Linked DNA regions of Homo sapiens: region 2 is linked to region 1. Evidence: chromatin contacts called from ENCODE Hi-C or POLR2A ChIA-PET data. All regions are on one chromosome and are shown on one strand. Each heading gives the region's core, a stretch centred on a gene start or an enhancer-like site at or near the end of the contact. The rest is flanking DNA. Distances are from core to core; before and after follow the strand shown. Region 1 has its middle 21 kb from the start of ZDHHC22. Region 2 overlaps SPTLC2 (serine palmitoyltransferase long chain base subunit 2).

Region 1 (5,919 bases), core at 2,063-4,562:
TCAGCAGGGCCTGTGACTCTGCATTTCTCATAGGCTCCCAGGTGTTGGCGATACTGCAGATGACAGTTACTTCGCTGTGTGGAACTGGTCCCCACGCCTCCTCACCCCAGCCCCAAGTCCAATCCCCCACAAGGGACCCACTGCAATTATTCCCAGCTTTGTCTGCCTATCTGCAATCCCCTGAGGAGCTTTAGAGAATATCCATGGGGGTGGGGGAAGGCAGGTCTTTTCCCCAGAGTCTGACAGGTCTGGGATGTGACCTGTGCATGTTCAAAGCTCCCTAGAGGTTTCTGCTACACAGTCAAGGCTAGAACCGCTATAGGGGAGGTGTCCGAGGAAGGCAGTAAGTGAGCAGAGGTTTGAGGAAGTTCACCTGATGCAGGTGTGGAGGACAGATTGTGCAGGAGCCTGGAGGCTGAGTCACCAGCTAGGAGGCTGGGCCAGCTAGGAGGCTGGATCTGGCTAGGGTAGGGCTGATTCCTCCATAGCTCCCCACCCACCAGCTGTATAACTCTAAAGGAGGGTGAGGACTGGGACAGGCTGGGGAGAGCTGGAGCGCATGCTTGGCAGGTATTCTGCAGGGTGTGTGCAAAGGAGGGGCTCTGTTCTGGGTGCAGCAGGGTGCCAGAGGTAGGCAGGGAGCTGGGTTGTTTTGCTGGCCACTGCCTGTATGTACAAAGTGGAAGGCTGGCCTTGGACTGAAGCCAGCTCAGAGAGCCCAGTCCTTGTTCTTGGAATGGCACAATTCACTTGCAGTAGCAATCTTATTATTGTTTACTGAGCACCCACCATGTGAGGCCACTGTACTATATACTGTACATTAAGGCACAACAATATTTCAGAGTTGACGGTAACTTAACAAATGAGGAAACAAGGTGCAGAGAGGTTATATAACTTGCTAGGATCACACAGAGACCAGATCAAGATCTAAAGCCATGATATTTCCATCTCACCAAGATGTCTGTACTCCTGCTCTTTCCTTTGGCTAAAACGCTATTCCCCTTCCTCTCTATACCTGTATCAGGTGAACTCCCTTAAAACCCCTCTGCTCACATTACTGCTCTCCTATGTTGTCTCTATGTAACTGAAATAATCCCTAAAAGTTGTGTTCTTCATCTCAAATGAAAGGGCTGTTTGCAAATGGCTGACCAGGCACGGACAGCTTATGGAAGCTCTACCCTATGCCAAGGCTGAGATCTCAATCACTACTTAGATCTCAATCATCGTGAGTTCCTCTCAAGGTCTCAGGGAGCTCCTGCAGCTCTGGTCTGTGATTTTCCTTGGGCACCAGGCACAACCTTGCGTCACTACTTTTCCTGTGGGTCATGACTCCTGGCTCAGATGCCTAGGCTCCAAGGCCAGGGACCACATGTATCTTTCTATAGACCTGGGCCTCAACAACTGTTTGTTGCAGCCAGAGCCAGGACTAGGGTAAGTCAAGCAAGGGGTCATGTGTATGCTTATGCTGGCGGCAGCTGGGGAAAGCAGATGCAGGTGCTGTTGTTGTGGGTGAGCTCAGAAGTCTGAAGGTGGGTCGCTCAACGGGATAATCTGCTGCTGCTAACTCCCTCCTAGTGTGCTTGGGTGTGTTGGGGTGGACTTATAGTTTCATATTAAGGACTCTTGCCCTAATCAAAGGGTGCTAACCCCAAAGGTTATTAAAGCATTATCTTTGAAATGAGTAGGACATATCACCTTGTCTAGGCTTACGCACCCAGCTTTGGATGTTTAAGACCTACAGAGACCAAAACTGTCAAAGGGGCAATTGACTAACTGATTGTCATTGCTACCTCCCACAAGACTAGAAGGAGGGACCAGGTCTGTTTTAGCCACCATTTTATATCCACAGCTCAGTCAGCAGCTGGGACATAAACGTGTTGAAAATGTGTTTCCTTGAAATAATAATGACAATGCTTTGGTCAGGTAAGCTGCAGGAATCATTAATACTTTCAGAAGAAGGAGAAATGTTCGGGTTTTGGAATACAATTTTGGGAGGAAAGGTGTGAAAATCTGAGTGACAAGGACCATGTTTTTGAGGATTTTTAAAGGTCCCCAAAGTGGGACCTACCCCAGGGCTGACCTGTGGCCTTGTGTTGACTGGTGCCTGCTCACCTCTGATCCTGTGGGTCCAAGAACCTTTTTTTCCCTTGAATTAAATATTTCTGCCATGTTGACTTTTTTTTTTTTAAATCATTCAGTGCATACTGTCCCACATGTCCTGATCCCCATGCAACTGGTGGGGCCAGGAGCCAGTCTTGGCCACGGGCTGAGCAGAAGTGACATTGTCACTGCAGCCCAACCTGACTAGTACAATCAGCAATGTTAGTAATTTACTAGCTAGGAGCTTCACGGCACAATTGATGTTTATAAAATGCTTCAAGAATAAAATCAGCACAGGCTGGAAAGCATGATACTTCTAAATACACCTTGCCAAGACAAGCATCAACTTGGATATCCTTTCAAAAAAATAAAAGGCTTTCACCTTGAAGTTCACTCTCTCGGCCTGTGAGAGCCCAGGGGACCATTATTGAAAACACACAGTCTAAACCATGCCTGTCACTGTTTTGTCGGGCTGTGGGTATCCGGGGCTGTTTGTTGTGACGGTTCACTGCCCTTTCTCTGTGTTTTGCTGAAGTGAAACTCATTTGCATTTCCTGAGCAGCCCAGTGATGAGAGGAGAGGCCCAGAAACCTTGCTGGAGCTCAGAGGGGAAGCAGAATGAAATGTTAACCAGCAGGACCACCAGGCTTCTGGGGCCAAGTTTTCCTGCCATTTTTGAAGACAATGCAGGACTCGTTGAGGTTGTGGTGCTCCATTTGTGTGTAACTTCTTTAGGCTTCTTCTCTTCCCCTGACTGGGCAATGTACTCACTTGTGCAAGGGTTGAGTGGAGATGATAATTTCAACCCAGCTCTCTGTAGAGACATGATTATTGTGGTTTACCATCTACAAGTGGTGGCAGGTCTTGATTTTTCAGGGCTTCTGGTTTTTCACTCTCACCCTCAAATGAAGGGCAGGCCCCATGCCAAGCGCTCCCATCTGTCCACCCAGCAGGCAGGGGCTTTGTGGGCTGTCCCCAGAGAATGGAGGCCTTTGCTCTCTTCTGTTATAAAGACACCAGGATGAACAAACATGCTTCCAAGGCCACTGCAATTTTTGGGATCTAGTGAGTCTGTAGGAAATGTAACGGCAGCTATTTTTACTCTCATGCTCTCCAGCCACTCTGACTGCCTTGCTGGAAGGATAATAATCACTCCACCTGCCAGGGCCCTCACAAGGGCTGGCCGCAGGATCCCACTTTCGGTTTTCATTCTCCTTCATATTCTAACAGCTTCCTCCCACTCCCTGGGTTATCTTCATATTCTATGGGCCCTTCTTGCTTTTTTGCTCAACTCATCTCCTCCAGCTGCTGTAATTTAAGGCAGGAACCATACAGACTGTTCTTTCAAGCAATTCTGTCTTGCATAACCATCCTTTAGAAAGAGATAGGAAAGCCATGTGTTTTAAGAATAAAGGGGGGCCAGGCACGGTGGCTCATGTCTGTAATCCCAGCACTTTGGGAGGCTGAGGTGGGCGGATCACCTGAGGTTGGGAGTTCGAGACCAGCCTGACCAACATGGAGAAACCCCATCTCTACTAAAAATACAAAATTAGCCGGGCGTGGTGGCACATGCCTGTAATCACAGCTACCCAGGAGGCTGAGGCAGGAGAATCGCTTGAACCCGGGAGGTGGAGGTTGCCATGAGCCGAGATTGCACCATTGCACTCCAGCCTGGGCAACATGAGTGAAACTCCGTCTCAAAAAAAAAAAAAAAAAAAAGTAAAAAGAAAGAAAATAAAGGAAGGATTCTGAGAGGAAAAAACCAAAATGGTCACACATGGACCCACAGAACAGCTCCTTCCAGGAAGCCAGTCAAAGAGTAACCATCCTGGGTTGATATTTTCTCTCCTCTCATTCACTGTAAATGAGATTTTGGTAGAAGACAGTCTTAATTATCCCAAGCAGTCACAACCCTGAAGGGGCTGAATGCCATCACTTGAATTCCATCACTGGGTCTGTGAGCGGCGAGGCTGCCTTGCTCCGTAGAGCAGTTTTAAAACACTTTTGAGACATCACTTTTTTGCGTTGCACCTTCATCTCAGGATGTCAAGTGCATAGCGAGGATTATGCCCCTCCTCTTTTGATAAAGGAAACTGACGTAGCAGAGGTAAAGGCTGCAGGAGCTAGGGCACAGTCGTTGTTTTCTTCTGCCTCTTTCTCTCAGGGATTCTGATTGTGCTGTGTCACCCAGGCAGACTTCTCATCTCTAATCTCTCTTCTGGTGTAGATGAAAGGTTGACCCAAAAGGCTTGGACCAGAATAAAGACCTCACAAAGTATCACTGCATCTATGTCATCTCTGACTAGTGACAGTGAAAATAATGTTAAATCAACCCAAGTGGTTCTGTTTTTCGTTTGGCTTTTTTGTGAGACAGGGTTTTTGTCACCCAGACTGGAATGCAGTGGCATGATTTTGATTCACTGCAACCTCCGCCTCCTGGGCTCAAGTGATCCTCCCACCTCAGCCTCCAGAGTAGCTGGGACTACAGGTGTGTGCCACCACACCCAGCTAATTTTTGTATTTTTTAGAGAGACAGGGTTTCGCCATGTTGCCCAGGCTGATCTCAAAGTCCTAGGCTCAAGCAATCCATCCACCTCGGCCTCCTGAAGTGCTGGGATTACAGGCATGAGCCACTGCACGCAGCCCCAAATTGTTCCTTAAAACACATGAAGAGGCCAGGCACGGTGGCTCATGCCTGTAATCCCAACACTTTGGGAGGCTGAGGTGGGCGGATCACGGGGTCAGGAGATCAAGACCATCCTGGTTAACACGGTGAAACCCCGTCTCTACTAAAAATACAAAAAAAAAAAAAATTAGCGGGCATGGTGGTGGGCACCTGTAATCCTGGCTGAGGAGGCTGAGGCAGGAGAATGGTGTGAACCCGGGAGGTAGAGCTTGCAGTGAGCCGAGACAGCGCCACTGCACTTCAGCCTGGGCAACAGAGCGAGACTCCGATTCAAAAAAAAAAAAAAAAAAAAAACGAAGAAACATCATCCCTGGTTGTGCAGAGAGAAGTCTGAAAGGAAATAAGCTAACTAACACTCTCCCAAATACAAAAGTTACCTTCTTCATCTCAAATGAAATGAAAGGGCTGTTTGCAGATGGCTGACCAGAAAAGGAGATGATCTGATTTAACCCCAAATCATTCTCCTTTTGGGCCAGTAAGAATTCTTTGAGACCAGGTTTTTACATGGGAGGTAGTAAATCCACATTAGCTGCAACAAGATAATCATATGAAAGGCAACACCAATGCAGACTGGCAAAGAGCTTCTCCCAGAGTTCCATACAAAGAAGTTAAAAATCTGACAGAACACCGTACTATAAAACCATCTTACTGGAGGCCCTCAGAACCTCTTTTCTAAGCACCCCATGTTTTAAAAAATTTAAGCACCTGGGTGCGGTGGCTCACGCCTGTAATCCCAGCACTTTGGGAGGCCGAGGCGGGTGGATCACCCTGCCAAAATTCTCAGGAATTCGAGACCAGCCTGGCCAACATGGTGAAACCCCATCTCTACTAAAAATACAAAAACTAGCTGGGCGTGGTGGCACACGCCTATAATCCCAGCTACTTGGGAGGCTGATGCAAGAGAATCGCTTGAACCCAGGAGGCAGAGGTTGCAGTGAGCCGAAATCATGCCATTGCACTCCAGCCTGGACGACAAGAGCAAGACTCCGTTAAAAAAAAAAATTAATCTATTAATTCTATGGCTCACCTGTAACACAACTATAGATCTTACAAAGGTTAGCACTGCGATTAAACTTCAAGGTAACTAATTCAAATTCTTCATCATTCAGCTGAGAAGAGTGACATCTAGAGAG
Region 2 (5,902 bases), core at 1,238-3,737, 460 kb before region 1:
TAACTAAAGTCACTTCACAGTGACCAAACTGAGGAGGAGGAAGAGAGTGGTGGAGATGGGGGAATGAGGGTCGGAATAGTGGGGCTATCACTCTTTGCGGAGAGAACTGTCTTGTTCTTTAACGTATCCTGAAAGTCTGGCATACAACCCAGTATGTATCGAGTACTCACTAAGATATATTTGAATGAATGAATGAAAAGATTACCCCCCTAGTTTAACTGTGGTCTTAGAGTGTTTAAAGTTAACCTGATATTTTTGGAAATACACTCCCATTGCCTAGAACTGGAACTGCAAGTAGTGACCCCTCCCCTCCTTTTTTTCATGGCTAAGCTGCAGGGAGTTTGGTTTGCTGCCCTTCTCATCTTTTTTAAAATTATTATTTTTATTTATTTATTTATTTATTTATTTATTTATTTATTTATTGAGACAGCTTTTCACTCTATTGCCCAGGCTAAAGTGCAGTGGTCCGATCTTGGCTCACTACAGCCCCAACCTTCTGAGCTCAAGTGATCTGTCCACCTCAGCCTCCCACGTTGCTGGGACTGCAGGCACATGCCACCACACCTGGCTAATTTTTGTATTTTTTGTAGTGACAGAGTTTCACTACATTGCCCAGGCTGGTCTCAAACTCCTGGGCTCAAGCGATCCACCCGCCTTGAGCCCAAAGTGCTGGGATTACGGCGTGAGCCACTGCGCCCAGCCATGCCTATCAAATCTTTCTGCTGAACCTACTGACTGAGATCAGAGCTACTACCCTGGAGCTTAGCTAAGGAGTAAAGGGGAGCTGAGATTTCGGCCGTAAGTCCCTCTCTCCTACCATTCTATGCCACCCGCTTTTGGTCCCTAACATCCCTGGTTGTGACAGCTTCTCCTCCTTTACCCTGTGCTACTGTGACTTAATCACTTGTTAAGGAGAGATGGAAATGCCTGACCATGGCAGGCACAATTCTTTGTTCAGGAAATTGGAACCCATTGCTTCCTTCCTAATCCCAGACAGCTGTGCCTCTGGTTTTCTTTGTTTAGCCCAAGGCTGAGGGGTGAAGCTCTACTTCATTCTGGCCTGCAGTCTTTTTTCTATCTTGGGGTTTGATAATCCCTCTGGTATTTGGAGCAGACTCTAAGGTTTTTCTGTTTTATATAGTAAAACAAAAAATATTGCTTTTGTTGCTAATAAAAATTTGTCTGTAAGGAAATATTTCTCTTAATATTGGAGTTAATACTTTGAACATTAATGTGCAGTGTTTAGAAAGATTATAAAGAAATGAGATTGGCCGGGCGCCATAGCTCATGCCTGTAATCTCAGCACTTTGGGAGGCTGAGGCAGGCAGATCCTTTGAGGTCAGGAGTTCAAGACCAGCCTGACCAACATGGTGAAACACTGTCTCTGCTAAAAAATACAAAAATTAGCCAGGTGTGGTGGCGGGCACTTGTAATCTCAGCTACTTGGGAGGCTGAGACAGGAGAATCACTTGAACCTAGGAGGCGGAGGTTGCAGTGAGCCGAGATCACACCATTGCACTCCAGCCTGGGTGACAGAGTGAGACTCTGTCTCAAAAAAAAATTTTTTTTTTTAATTAAAAAAAAGAAATGAGATAATCAGTACTGTCATTTCCTTCATTAGAAGCGTTAGTACTGTTACCCTTTTTTACATGAATGAAAAGGATTGAAGACTACTTTTTGTTTTTTCCTTTGGGAAATAAATGCATGGATAATAACAGCCAAATAAAAAGTTTTAATTAGAATTGGATATCTCTATTCCTATTTTCATTCAACCAGTATACTTGTTGGAAGGCTATCAAAATGGACATGCCATTTAAATGAAAAATTTCCAATTGTGATAGACATGTTATTTATGAATATTTTCTGTCCTGAGGAAAATTAACTATTAGAACCAGTTGTAAAAGAGATGGTGGCTGGGCATGGTGGCTCACACCTTTAATCCCAGCACTTTGGGAGGCCGAGGTGGGTGGATCGCCTGAGGTCAGGAGTTTGAGAGCAACCTGGCCAACATAGTGAAACCCCGTCTTTAATAAAAATACAAAAAATTAGCTGGGCATGGTGGCAGAGTCCTGTAATCCCAGCTACTTGGGAGGCTGAGGCAGGAGAGTCGCTTGAACCTGGGAGGCAGAGGTTGCAGTGAGGCGAGATCACACCATTACACTCCAGCCTGGGCAACAAGAGTGAAACTCTGCCTCAAAAAAAAAAAAAAAAAAAAAAGAGAGATGGTATCAGGTACTGCAAATTCTTAGAGTAGCTTCTGACTTTGCTCAGCCTTATTTATAAGATTTATCTACTGGGAGGCTCATTCAATAGGCACTTGAGAGTCCGGTGTCATAGAAAGTTGTTAATTTTAGAGTTGTATGCAGCCTTCTTTAGCAATGAAAATCTTTTACAGAATAAGGCTTAAGCTTTTTCAATGTTTTTGACTGATTTAGTTAACAGCTTAATTTATATTGGCACCAAGCCCAGATCTAATGGTTATAAACTCAGTAGTTGGCTGATACAGTAAAAACTGTAGTTTCGTTTTCTTGTTGTTTGGTTTACCCTTTACATTCAAGAGTTTAAGTAGATCTCATATGGTCTGGTCACATGTGTTCTGAGTAGTGGTCATACCACACCAGGCATAGCATTTCTGCTCCGCTGTGACTTGATTTTTTACAGACTTAAGTTTTAGTACAACTTAATCTCTCAGAGGAAGGGTTAAGTTCCTGAGCATAGGAATTCATTTTGGGAATGTATTTTCTTTTCTTTCTTTTTAAAAATTTATTTGTAGAGACAGAGTCCCACTATGTTGCCCAGGCTGGTCTTGAACTCCTGGGCTCAAGTGATCTTCCCGCCTTAGCCTCCCAAGTGTTGGGACTACAGGCATGAACCACTGTGTCCTGCCTTCTTTTCTTTTTGAGACAGGTTCTCGCTCTGTTGCACAGACTGGAGTGCAGTGGTGTAGTCATAGCTTACTGTCACTTCAGATTCCTGGCCACAAGCGATCCTTCCACCTTAGCTTCCCGAAGTGTTGGGGTTACAGGCATGAACCATTGTACCTGGCCTCTTTTTTTTTTTTTTTTTTTCTTTTTTAAAAAATTCCTTTCTAAAGGGAAAAGAACCTAAGGTGGGTGGCTTCCTATAACCATTTTTTTTTTTTTTTGATATGGAGTCTCATTCTGTTGCCCAGGCTGGAGTGCAGTGACCACGGCCCACTGCAACCTCTGCCTCCCAGGTTCAAGCGATTCTGCTGCCTCAAGCCTCCCGAGTAGCTGGAATTACAGGCACCCGCCACCATGCCCAGCTAATTTTTGTATTTTTAGTGGCGATGGGTTTCGCCATGTTGGCCAGGCTGGTCTTGAACTCCTGAGACTTCAAGTGATCTTCCCACCCACCCACCTCGGCCTCCCAAAGTGCTGGGATTACAGGTGTGAGCTACCACACCCGGCCCCTATATCCTATTTTATAGTGTTTCTTGTTTATTATTTTCTCTTTGGATTTGTTTCATTTTGATCCTTGAAAATATGCAAAGGATGGAATCTTAATTTTGGAATTGTTTTTCTTGGTTGAAATTGGAATTATGTGGTTTTTATGGCATTTCCCCTAATCTATTAATGTGGGAGGAGGCTTGTGGGGAGGGAAGAGCCGTCTTTTTGAGATTATTAGGGAGGGAAACCATTTAATGACAGAATTGTATGACTACATTTTATTTTTATGAGGACTACTTTGTTAATTTACATTCTTGTGCTCTACATTCATGAAGTCAGTTATTTGAAACCATGTAATATATGTCAACTATTAAAGTTAAGTGACTTTTATCTGATAAGAGTTGTGTTAAAATAATCATAGAGAATTGATGCCTTTCCAGATGTTTTCCTGATACATCAGGGTTTTTTTTGTTGTTGTTTTTGCTGTTATCCAGCTTGGAGTACAGTGGTGCCATCATAGCTCACTGCAGCCCCAATCTACTGGGCACAAGGGATCTCCCTGCCTCAGCCTCCCGAGTAGCTGGGACTACAGGTGCACTGCACCTGGCTAATTTTTAAAATGTTTTTGTTGAGACAGAGTCTCGCTATGTTGCCCAGGCTTGTCCCGAACTCCTGAGCTCAAGCAGTCCTCCTGCATTGGCTTTCTAAAGTCCTGGGATTACAGACGTGAGCCACCAAGCCTGTCCTGATTTAGCAGTTAATTAAATATAAGTGGCCTCTCATTCTCAGGTGCTCTTACAGTATGAAAATGGAAGTTGTAAAGTTTGTTTTTAAAGTAACTCAGTGGAATGATAGACAGTGGAGACTTGGAAGGGTGAGGGAGTGAGGGTGGATGATGAGAAATTACTTAATGGGTACCATGTGTGTTATTTGAATGACTGATACCGTAAAATCCCTGACTTGTCCATTACACAATCTTGCACGTAATGAAATTGCCCTTATACCCCATAAATTTACATAAATAAAAGATCATGTCATCTGTTAAAAAATTTTTTAATAAAGTAACTCAGTTAAATTTATGGTATGTCACCATTTCTTGGCAGGACTTTGTGTCATTGTATCAAGATTTTGAAAACTTTTATACAAGGAATCTGTACATGAGGATAAGAGACAACTGGAATCGGCCAATCTGTAGTGTGCCTGGAGCCAGGGTGGACATCATGGAGAGACAGTCTCATGATTATAACTGGTCCTTCAAGTGAGTCTTGGTTGGGAAATTATTTGACAACAATTACAAAAGGGTTTCTTCATTTGAGAAAATATGTTATTATAAATTGAGTATTCTCTCAAAATAGGAGTAGCAGCTGAGGATACAATATGATTGGTTTCCTTACATATTCTTCATTGTTGAGCTTTTTAAGATATATCTTTCTATTACATTTGATACTGTGTTGGATTATAGTTCAGAAGAAAATTTGGCTTATTTATTTTTTGAGATGGAGTTTCGCTCTGTCACCCAGGCTGGAGTGCAGTGGCGTGATCTCAGCTCACTGCAACCTCCGCCTCCCAGGTTCAAGCAATTCTCATGCCTCAGCCTCCCGAGTAGCTGGGACTACAGGCATGCACCGCCACACCCAGCTAATTTTTGTATTTGTTTTAGTAGAGATGGGGTTTCACCATGTTGGCCAGGCTGGTCTCGAATGCCTGACCTCAAGTGATCTGTCCCCCTCAGCCTCCCAAAGTGCTGGGATTACAGGCATGAGTCACCGCGCCCAGCCTGGCTTCTTTATTTTTAAAAATAACTCCTATTGATAAGAAACAGTATACAAAAGTTTAGTCTGTTTTATTTTTGGTCTTGACTTTAAAAAAAAAAAAAAAGAAAAGCTATCCTTTCCATTATGCCACTTATCAGAATCAAGTATCCAAATTTATTTCTGGATATTTTGATTTCTCAAATGATTTAAGGATGATATGTAGAGTGTTTTTACTTACATGGATTGAATAGTTTGGAAAACTTTTTGTATTTTTAACATTGTATTTGTTTGTTTGTTTACTTATTCATTTATTTGAGTCAGAGTCTCGCTTTGTTGCCCAGGCTGGAGTGCAGTGTCACAATCTTAGCCCACTGCAACCTCCACCTCCCAAGTTCAAGTGATTCTCCCACCTTAGCCTCTCTGGTAGCTGGGACTACAGAGATGCACCACCATGCTCAGCTACTTTTTGTATTTTTAGTAGAGATGAGGTTTCACCATGTTGGCCAGGCTGGTCTCGAACTCCTGGCCTCAAGTGATCTGCCCACCTTGGCCTCCCAAAGTGTCAGAGTCTTGCTCTGTCACCCAGGCTGGAGTGCAGTGGCACCATCTTGGCTTACTGCAAGCTCTGCCTCCTGGGTTCACGCCATTCTCCTGCCTCAGCCTCCCGAGTAGCTGGGACTACAGGCTCCTGCCACCACACCCGGCTAATTTTTTGTGTTTTTTAGTAGAGACAGGGTT

The links. A loop is a pair of places that touch in the nucleus more often than their neighbours do. ChIA-PET counts read pairs that join two places held with the same protein, here RNA polymerase II (POLR2A). Pooled maps may share reads with other maps.
Region 2: a loop to region 1 is called in a map with no recorded cell type, with 8 times the contacts of the local background. The contact joins two enhancer-like sites. A Hi-C loop is called at or near these places in 2 of 37 single-sample maps with no recorded cell type and 4 of 50 pooled maps. POLR2A ChIA-PET finds 5 or more read pairs at or near these places in 4 of 52 experiments (B cell, MCF 10A, OCI-LY7 and 1 more).

The regions. Positions count from the first base shown.
Region 1 is chr14:77,118,309-77,124,227 of GRCh38, reverse strand. No RefSeq gene overlaps it. Among named protein-coding and RNA genes, the nearest start is that of ZDHHC22, 21 kb to the left of the region's middle. RefSeq lists enhancers at 2,306-2,485, 2,866-3,095, 3,106-3,165, 3,176-3,375. Within about 2 kb of position 3,312, at least 16 of the 41 ENCODE cell types and tissues checked have a DNase peak (open chromatin) inside an H3K27ac peak, as active enhancers do.
Region 2 is chr14:77,577,721-77,583,622 of GRCh38, reverse strand. SPTLC2 (serine palmitoyltransferase long chain base subunit 2) reads left to right here. Exons shown (of 12, transcript NM_004863.4): 3 at 4,514-4,668. Among named protein-coding and RNA genes, the nearest start is that of SPTLC2, 36 kb to the left of the region's middle. Within about 2 kb of position 2,487, at least 8 of the 41 ENCODE cell types and tissues checked have a DNase peak (open chromatin) inside an H3K27ac peak, as active enhancers do.